Linked DNA regions of Mus musculus: region 1 is linked to region 2. A link is a loop called in an ENCODE intact Hi-C map of the cell type or tissue named here. Cell type or tissue: heart. All regions are shown on one strand.

Region 1 (5,000 bases), 82 kb after region 2:
AACTTGATCCTAAGGCAACCAGGAGAAGACAGTCTTTTGCAGGCAGCCAGGAAGAGGGTCTCTCTTCCATCCTGGGTGGAGTGTGAGCATAGGACCTCAAAGGCCACCCTCACAGTGGTACACTTCCTCCAACAAGGCCACACTTCCTAACGGTGCCACTTCCTGTGGGCCAAACAAATTTAAATTACCAAACTGCAAACAACCTGGGCTTTTCCTGGGTGGCTCTTTTCTTTCTTTGTTTTAAATTTGGTCAAAAAGTGGAATCTTAAACATTGGATTTAAAAGTTTTTTCTTGGGGAGAGGATTTTTTTGTTTGTTTGCTTTGTTTGAGATGGGGTTTGTTTTTTTACATCTCCAATTTAGTTCTAGACTGAACATCTCTAAACTTGATTCAAGACACTTGCACGTTCCTGACATTTGACCTTCTCTGTGCTTTCTCACACAGGCCAATCGATGGATAAGAAACAAGGAAAGCAAGAGTGGGTTAAAGGTCATTAAGCTTACAGACACCAATTTCTTACGAATACTGGAAAATTCCATCCGACTGGGTTTACCTGTCTTACTGGAAGAGGTTCGATTTTTACTTTGCCATTTCATGTTAATCCCGAACTGTCAGATGGCTGGAATGCTGTACAGGTCACTAGACCACACCTGCACATGTGAAGGACACCATTCAAGTCCATATTCAAATGGGTCAAAACAGTGGCTACCTGAGTGGTAAACTCTCAGATGAGCTGGGACCTGTTGGCTGAAAGAATTTTTCACCCCACTGTTTTGGAGCTAAGAGTCTTTACTTACCATGCTCCTCATTCCCAAGCCTCGCTGCGGGCCTTAAAGGACGAGAAATTCAAAGCAGTAATGATAGCAGGAACCCCTGTCTACACACGTGTCATATACGAATAATGAAACACGAACTATTCTGGTAGACGTACTCATTATTTCTACTTGGGCATATGGTCAGATTAAAGAGATCAATATTAAAAATGAACCTTTTTTTTAGACAAGTCTCGTATATACAGTCTCAAACTTACTATGTAGCCCAAAGTTACCTCGAACTCTTGATCCACCTCCCTCTACCTCCTAAATTCTGGGATTACAGATATGTGTCACCAAAGCTGGGTTTTACAGTGCTAGTACTAGGACTTGGGTCTTTAGGCATGCTGGGCAAACACTCTGCCATCTGAGCTCCCCTCACATACCCCAGAGGAGTGGCTTATTGAGATAAGATGTTCTACCGTGAGACTTATCACTCAAAGACTAATGTTGCTTACATCGTTCACTCATCCCACAAACATGTAAGAACAAACTTCAAAGAGTATAGATAAGCAAAAGCACACAAACTCACTGGGAACAAAGACTGTAAACAAGTAAACAAAGGAAGGAAGGAAGTGATGGAGAGGAAGAGATCTTTCAAGCAAAAGCTTTGAAAGAATAAGCAGGGTACAGAGACAGCCAATAGGAAGGGCAGGGACACAGTACTGGTCAAGTTACATCCTCTGGCTAGAATAAGACACTACCACAAAAAGCAACCTGGGGAGGAAAGGATTTGTTTGACTTACATTTCCAAGTCACAGTCCATCACTGAGGAGGGTCAGGTAGCAACAAGAACGCTGCTTCACCAACTCCTACTTAGTTTTGTTAGAACAGCCCAGCATCACCCACCCAGGGGTGGCTGGGCCCCTCCCACATGCTCACAGGCCCCTTTGATCTAGCAAGCCCTCAGCTGAGGCTCCTCCTTCTCAGATGATTCTAGGTTTTCTCAAGTTAACAATAAAAACTAACCAGCATAGATCCTGGAGAGTGTGAAATTTAAGCTGTGATTTCTGTCTTAGCTCAACCAAGCAAGAAGGTCTCTTGAGCCAGGGGACATGGGCACCATGAATGTTGCCAATGAGCACACTTGCCTTCTCTAATTTGCCATTCTATTTTTATAAGAGAATAAGGAATAAATAAAAGCATGAGGTGTGACCATCTAAATCCTATGTAGAAGTATCTCTGATTCATCACGAAGCATGCTCAGAAATAGCACTGACCTGTGGTAACTCTGCTGCAGCCCTTTCATGGTAACAAGGACCAATAATTAATATGATGTCATCCCAAACATTTGTAGAAACCAAACAATCACGATTTGGTTCTCAGTGTCCTAACTCATTAATCTTCACTTCAACCTTACTGTTAGATGGATTGATTACTCATAGATAGCTACTATTATTATCCCATTCTTCCAGTGAAGAAACTGAGACATCAAGAAGTTGAACTATCTGCGCAGTCTTGACTGCTTAGAAAATCCAAAATGAGTTACAATCCTCCCCACTCAAGCTACCTTGCGCACCAGGGTCTCACTGCAGCCAAGCTTTGGCCAGCACAGAGAAGGTTCTAGAAGGATTCCCCAGACCCTGCTTTATGTCATGTCACAGAGGGAAATCTCCGGAAGACTTTGGCACAGTTATGTTAGCTTCAACTGTGCTCTCAACCTGTGTTTACTTTGAGACACGAGAGGTCCCAGGGACCTTCCTCTTTCACAGCAGAGGGCAAAGTTCCTTCTATAGAGTTGTGGCCCCGTGCAAGAGCAGAAGACTCTTGGAAGTCAGGCCTCCAGCCAGGGACAGAATGCTGCAGCTGGGCCTTCCCTGCTCTCCAGGGTGTGAAGTCATTATTGTGGTGCTCATTCTTAGATCCTCTGTGCATTTGCTACAGGGGTTCTGTCAGACCCTTTTCCTACCCACTTATGACTGTAAAAAACCATCTTGTCTGCTCAGCGCTTCATGTGGAGGCCAGGGAGGAGGTAGTCCACAGGTTGTAGATGCACGAAGAGGTCAGAAGTTGACTTCGGATGTCTTCCTCTTTCGATCCACACCTTGTTTTAGGAAACGGGGTCTCTCGCTGAACCGGGAGCTCCTCAATTAAGTGTACAGTCTTAAAAAAGCTCAAGGCAGACTATCAACTTGGCTACAAGGACAAGCAGAAGTTCAGTCTTTTTGAGATCAAGAGGTACCTTCAGAACAATGACTTGGCACACAGACTTACTTGTCTGCAGACAGCCGAGGAGGGGGTCACCCAGCAGTCAGGTTCCATAGCAACCTTTGCTCTGCTAGCTTAGTTCTCGTAGGGACGTGAGATCATCCTAAACAAACACCCTGCCTTCCCGTTAGGAAACACATGATCACGGAGGAAAGTACATACTCAGAGTAAATTCAGAGCCCCTAGATAACAAGTTGGTGGCAGTCATTTTCAACTCCTTGCTTTTTTTTTTTTTTTTTTTTTTTTTTTTTGCATTTTTTCCATTTTTTTAAGCTCAGAGAAGTCTTGGATCCAGCCCTGGAACCCATCCTTTTAAAGCAGACGTTCATGAGTGGCGGAAGACTGCTCATCCACCTCGGAGATTCGGACATCGATTATGACAAGAGTTTCAGGTTTTACATGACATCCAAAATGCCGAATCCTCACTACCTACCTGAGGTGCGTAGGAGCTGTTAGTCTGGAACTTTCCACCCAGCTGAGCTATATGTGCTGAGTCTCTAAGGCTTGGTGGGCTCCCACCTTCAGGGATCATCTGAGGACCTCTCCTGCTCTTCCTTTCTCCTTCTGCCACCCTCCTTTCCACTCACAGAACACACGTGCCCCACTGGGACACTTCTCAGAGCAATGACCTATCTCACAGCACTGTTCAAATGTCCATGTCTGTACTCCCAAATAAAAGTGTCGCCTATTGGAGAACTCGGTTGACTGGGAGAACTTAGAGAATCATTGGCTAGAGTCCCTGTAAGTGTCGTTAGACATGGCAGAAGGTACCGCCTTTCTCCTTCTTGCCACTAATTTATTCAAGAGAAGTCTGAATATTCTGAGAGTATACTCATAGTTTCACATAAAATGTTACAACAAAATGAAAGAGATAAAGCTCATTTCATTACAAACAAAGCTTCTTGTTAACAAAGCCATTATGTTATCATTTTATATATATATATATATACATATGTACATATATAATATACATACGTATATCATAATCACTACATATAACTGAGAGATTTTACTACCTTGATTGGTCCCCACGGATACCCTATGAATTCTTTAATAACTACCAGGAACTAAAACTTGACAGAGATGAAAGGGCTTGACCAACAGGAAAGCCCCGTGACCAACAGGAAAGCCCCGAAGGACACAGCTGGAATTCAAACCCGAGTTCTTGATTCTAAAGTGCTGCTCCTAACCTTTTCCTGGCCTTCGGCCACCATGTAGGAACCTGGGTGGAGGAAAAGTGGGAGGAGATTACCACTCCTACTAGCAGAGAAGGTCCTGTTTGAATTTTGAAAGCCATGCTATGCTTGGCATATGTGCCTAGGCATGGGCATAGTCAGACTAGGGATGCCTCTCGCTGGATAACAGGGAATCCTGTTTACATTTAAACACAAACACCTTGTTGGACCAGCCTATACTTAGACTTTCGTGTGCTTCCTGCTTCTCTTCCAGGTGTGCATTAAAGTCACCATCATCAATTTCACTGTAACTAAATCGGGTCTGGAGGATCAGTTGCTAAGGTAACCGGAACAGAGACTATGCATGGGGAGCTCGGTGGTGGTCATGGGTTTCCTAATGTTTTATTTAGAAGGGGGTTTTGAGGTTTATTTTTTATATTTAATCCTGTGTATGCATGTCTGTCTCTGTGTACATGCACTTGAGTGCAAGTACCTTCAGAGGCAAAAGATGGCATCAGACCCCTCGGAGCTGGAGTTACAGGAGGTTATTTTAACCTGAAGGTGCTGGGAAAGAAAGGAAAGCAAATAATAAATCTCATATATATACATATATATATCAGACCTTATCAAATTCACAGCTAAACAGGAGGTCTTTTTTAAATGTGAAATCAAACTCTAAACACTATCTGTAGTATTATTTTAACAATGTATTCATTGAACTTATTCCATGTCTGTGTACACATAAACATATGTCTGAAGGCTTTATTATCATCCTTTATGTATATCATGTTATATATTTATATC
Region 2 (5,000 bases):
TATTCCTAAGATATGGCAATCTGGATAACTCCTCACTAAGACTCTCTCCCTGGGTGGTCCTAGGCTGGGCTTGTATGTGTTTAGGAGTCATCATGAACCTGTAGCCCACCTGCCTTTCAAACTTCTGCAGGAGATCATCTTGCCTCCCAACAGAATGCTTCCTCTACACATTTAATCATGAGTCATGGGACCCCTCTGGCTTTCCACACAGCTGACTCGTAATCATCTTCAGTGGAAAGAGAGGGTGGATGGAGTCAGGCTGGACAGAATCTTGGGCTCTTTTAAGAAATTTTGTTTCGAAGAACTTATGGGGCCTCTCCCAAGGAAAAGATGTAGTAATTCCCAAAGCCACAATCTCCAGTCTAACCAGTGATTATCCAGTTGGAAGCTCCAGGTTGACAGTCCCATGTTTTTCTCCAGGAAGAGTGGCTGAACTGTCAGAGAAACTGGCTCTACCTAGAAAGCATCTTTAATGCCCCAGACATTCAGAGGCAGCTGCCTGCAGAAGCCAAGATGTTCCTTCAGGTGGATAAGTCATGGAAGGAAATCATGAGGAAGGTCAACCGGCTGCCTAACGCGCTCCGGGCTGCGACTCAGCCAGGTAGAAACCCCAAGGCAAACAAGTAGAACAGGGAGGCTCCCTGCTTGTCCGACATGTGCATCACCTCTAAAGATCTCACTGGCCAGTTTCGGCTTGTTCACTAGAACGAATTAAAAATATTACCACTTATGCACCTGGCAGTGGTGGACAGACACACCCTTGATCCCAGCACACAGGAGACAGAGGCAGACAGATCTTTGTATGACCAGCCTGATCTACAGAGCAAGTTCCAGGATAGCCAGGACTACACTATTATATATATATAATTTCCACTTGTTGCAATTCAAGTAACAGATCGAAATTGTTTTAAAGATTTTTTCCTAGCATATAGTAATTATACATAATGACGAGTTACACTATGGCACTTTCATGCATGCATGTCATGTATTTTATCATATTCATATTCAGCCCCACTGCCCTCTCTGGTCTTCATCCCACTTCTGCTGATCCCCCTCCAGTCCCCTCCCACTCCCATGTCTTTGTGTGTGTGAACCGACGAGTTCAGTGTTGTTTACAGGATAGCGGCTGTCTTGCTGGTGGCTGCACCACTGGAGATGTCATGTCCTCCCACAGCATCGGGGTTGGAATGTTTTAACAGTGTATACTCACTGAGGTTTACACTCTATACCAAAGCCTTGGACAGCTGGCTTGTCCTATGGCTAATGGCAGCGTGTGACTCTGATGGGCCATAGTCTCAGACACCGTCCCTGCCTCAAAAAGGCAACTTTGTGAGCTATGTTCATTGCCCAGAGATTCTTACAGAATTTATCAGTTGATAAATGGAAATAGTCTTTTGAAATAAAAAAGAATATGATTCCAAAATACATCTGGCCTTAAAGACTTCAAATAAATTAGTATACACCTGTAATAAATCTGATTCCAGCTGATGATAAAGCCATGGAAAATATTAAAGTAGAATAAGGGAGTGTCTATGGGCTAGTATGTGTGTGTGTATGTGTTTGCATGCATAAAAGCATGCATGTAGTGCCCACGTGTGTGTGTGTGTGTGTGTGTGTGTGTGTATGTATGTGTGCATGTGTAAATGTGTGTATGCATATATCTGTGCATGAATGTGCGTGTGTATGTATGTGTGTATGTGTGTATATGTGCATTCATGTCTGTATGCATACATATATTAAAATGGCTTTTGAGCAGAAACTTTCAGGAAAGAGTGAGTAAAAGTTTCTGTGGCTCAGAAGGAGAATTGTTGATGGCAGAGGGAAGAATAAAGAATGATGTGAGGTCCCTAAGATACACACATGCTTAGAAAGTTGCCAGATGGAGTCCCATCTGGGCTGGAGTGGAGTGCTTGGAGATTGAGTCTTGCTTAGGACACAAGGCTAAGACCAGTGTGTGTAAGTAGGTGGCTGGCCACTAGATGGCGCTGTTGACTATATAGGGTCTCAGAAGACACTGATCTGGGATTTGAGTCTTGGGCAGGTAGGAAAGCAGGCAATGTGATCAGTATCAAAGGTACAAAGATGAAGAGTCATGAAGGCCACTGCCTAAGGAGTTCCAGTTTAATAATGAAGAATAATAGCCATCACCACACCTAGCACTTAACCATGACAGAAAACATGCCAATAAGAAGCTGACAAGGAGGGGCTGGAGAAATGGGTTAGTGTTAAAAGCACTAACTGTTCTTCCAGAAGAATGGGGTTCAAATCCTAGCACCCACATGGCAGCTCACAACTGTCTATAACTCCAAGATCTGACACCTTCACACAGACACACATGCAGGCAAAACACCAATGCTCAGAAAATTTAAAGATAAATAAGTAAATTAGTTAACATTTTATAAAAGGAGAGTGGCAAAGAATAGGGATGTTCTAGACGCTGGCTCACGGCCCCCTAAAAGCAGAGGATGCCTGCCAAAATTATTTTAAATTAAAAGCACTGTTCTAGCGAGGTAAATATTAGAAGATTACAATCAACTAAGTGTAATAATTCTTGGGCTGGGAGATGGTTTAGCAGTTAAAGTAATGGCCACACAAGTAAGAAGGCTGGAGTTCAGGCCCCCAGAACCTGCTCAGATACAGGGTGATGGTTGTGGCTCACACGCCATCCATCCCTGGATGCATTATAAAACCTGAAGGCAGAGACAGGGAATACCCAGAGTGAGCTAAGTGAGTCAAGATGGGAACTCTGGGTTTGGCTGAGAGACCCTGCCTCAAAAAAAGGGTAAAGGAACCATCAAGGAAGAGTCTTCATATCAGTGCCAGGCCTTGACTACACAGACACGTGCATAACTGCAGACACACACCCACACACATATACATGTGCTCCTGCAAACATGTATACATACCACATACATGAAAAGAAGAATTTTTTTAAAAAAACTAAGCTTCTCTAACAGTACTCCCATTTTATTATTCACTATTCTACCAAACAAAACAAAGACTTTTAAAATGCTAATATCTTTTGCTTTCATTTGAAATCATATTCTCTATTTTAATACAATTTGGCCAACTTTTTTTTTTTTAATATAGGACTTCTGGAGACTTTTCAAAACAATAACGCATTACTTGACCAAATTCAGAAATGTCTGGAGGCATATTTAGAGTCAAAGAGAGTTATCTTCCCAAGGTAAGTTAAAAGACAACAACAGCAACCTGAGATGTCTTGTTGGGGAGCAGATCGAATGGGGATGCAGATCACACCCTCAGACAGCAGAGACCTGGACAGGAGAGGAGGATACCCATGCTCCCATCCCTGCAGACTTGCTTCAGACCTGTTGGGCAAATACTGAGCTTTGATAACACTCGGAGTGGAGGAGAGCAAAGTTGTCTCTCCTGGAGAGTACAGGGGACCCACAGAACATCACTTCCCACATCCTCAGCTCTGCAGCGTCTCCAGCCTTAACTCTTCTATTCCCTGTGTTTAGTGGGGGGTCCTGGAGTCTGCACCCCTCTCACCATGAGTCCCTGTGAAGCCTGGCAACTCACCTTGCAGTGTTGGCATGATTTGGAAATCTAGAGTTTCAGACAAACCCAGGACTGAAACAATTGCATTTTTAAGGCACACTTGCATCACGTGACCCTGAGTGTGGTCAGGTACAGACAAGCTCATTCTTTACCCATTTTGCTTAAAATGACACAGAAACACATAAAAGATGCCTTATTTCTAAGTATGGCCACGGTACGGTTGGAAATGGTATGTTTGCAGAATCATATTCTGTCACTTTTAAGGGCCCAGCAACTATCTTCAATGGTTAGTGTGCCCATCTGCCCATCAACTCTTCAATGGTTAGTGTGGCTCAAGGCCTAGGAAGACCAGCAGGCAAACCATTGTAACAAGACCCACTGTTATTGATAATTCTTGGAAAAATCCTTTCTGTTGTAGCTACTGGGCCTAGGTGTTTGAGATACATCATTAAAAACCTTTACAAGAACTTCTTTAGGGATACGTGGCCTGCTCCTGATCCCCAAACAAGTGTGATTAGAGGCCCGGGGCGTCCTCCTGGCAGCACCTCGTCTCTTACGGCTACCCAAGGCTGGGCATCGGTCAAGTCAGGCTTCATGTTAAAGTGCCTTTACCTTGGCAGGTTTTACTTCTTGTCAAATGATGAGCTCCTGGAGATTTTGGCCCAGACACGCAATCCGCAAGCCGTGCAGCCTCACCTAAGGAAATGCTTCGACTCCATTTCAAAGCTCGAGTTTGCCCTCATGCCTCCTACAGAAGGGAAAATACCCGGCATGGATACTGAGCCAGAAAAGGTCTTCACCAACGACATCTTGGCAATGCTGTCACCTGAGGGGGAACGGGTAAGGTGCTTTAGATTAATAGTTCCCTGTAGATGAACATGATTACATGTCTGGGACCCGGGGTACAGGTCTCTCATTCTCACCCTGCGCTTGCCAGAGACTCTGCTAGCCCAGCAGTTTTGAGGATAGCTGAGATAAAACTCTCACCCTCAAGGAGCCGGAAATCTAATGGAGAAATTGTCCAGCGACTAGAAGTCACCATGATAATTGCAATGGATGGTCTGTTTGGGGAGTGAACTGGCAAGAAGCAATCAAGGATTAGCCAGCTTTGCAAAGAGGAACAGTGGCTGGCCAAGCGTGCCAGGCCTTTGCCAGGATACCCGGATCAAAATTCATCATCCTCTAATGGCTTCCACAAAATGGAATCACTAGCAGGGTGACAGGGACCTTCAGTTGTATGTAAATGACTTAATGAGCTCTGCGTGAGAGTTTGTTACTTCATCTCCTCTAGAGCTGTGTAGCGCCAGCCTATGGAGAACACCCACTGAGACAATCAAGTATAGGCAGACTGAAGAGCACAGAGGACACACACACGTATACACACATACATACATACATATTTACGTAGACACATAGATGCACACATGCATGCATGTATCATTGCTGGTGCTGAAGGGAAAAAATAAGAGAATTAA

What was found. Hi-C counts contacts between places; a loop is a spot of excess contacts. Peaks named below come from ENCODE experiments on the same cell type or tissue, not always from the same donor. Only the 100,000 strongest peaks of a DNase experiment are listed, where the experiment ranks them.
Region 1: it touches region 2 in a loop (2.2-fold over the local background); 4 of 42 quality-filtered maps call a loop at or near these places.

What each region holds. Positions count from the first base shown.
Region 1 is chr6:73,068,946-73,073,945 of GRCm38, reverse strand. It overlaps Dnah6 (dynein, axonemal, heavy chain 6), which reads left to right. Exons shown (of 77, transcript NM_001164669.1): 56 at 446-571; 57 at 3,295-3,459; 58 at 4,471-4,538. Among named protein-coding and RNA genes, the nearest start is that of Gm20560, 60 kb to the right of the region's middle. In heart, no CTCF peak of the experiment used is centred here; a DNase peak (open chromatin) is centred at 3,075.
Region 2 is chr6:73,150,856-73,155,855 of GRCm38, reverse strand. It overlaps Dnah6 (dynein, axonemal, heavy chain 6), which reads left to right. Exons shown (of 77, transcript NM_001164669.1): 22 at 421-601; 23 at 3,091-3,187; 24 at 4,146-4,365. Among named protein-coding and RNA genes, the nearest start is that of Gm24533, 12 kb to the right of the region's middle. In heart, a CTCF peak has its summit at 1,979 (motif pointing right); a DNase peak (open chromatin) is centred at 1,975.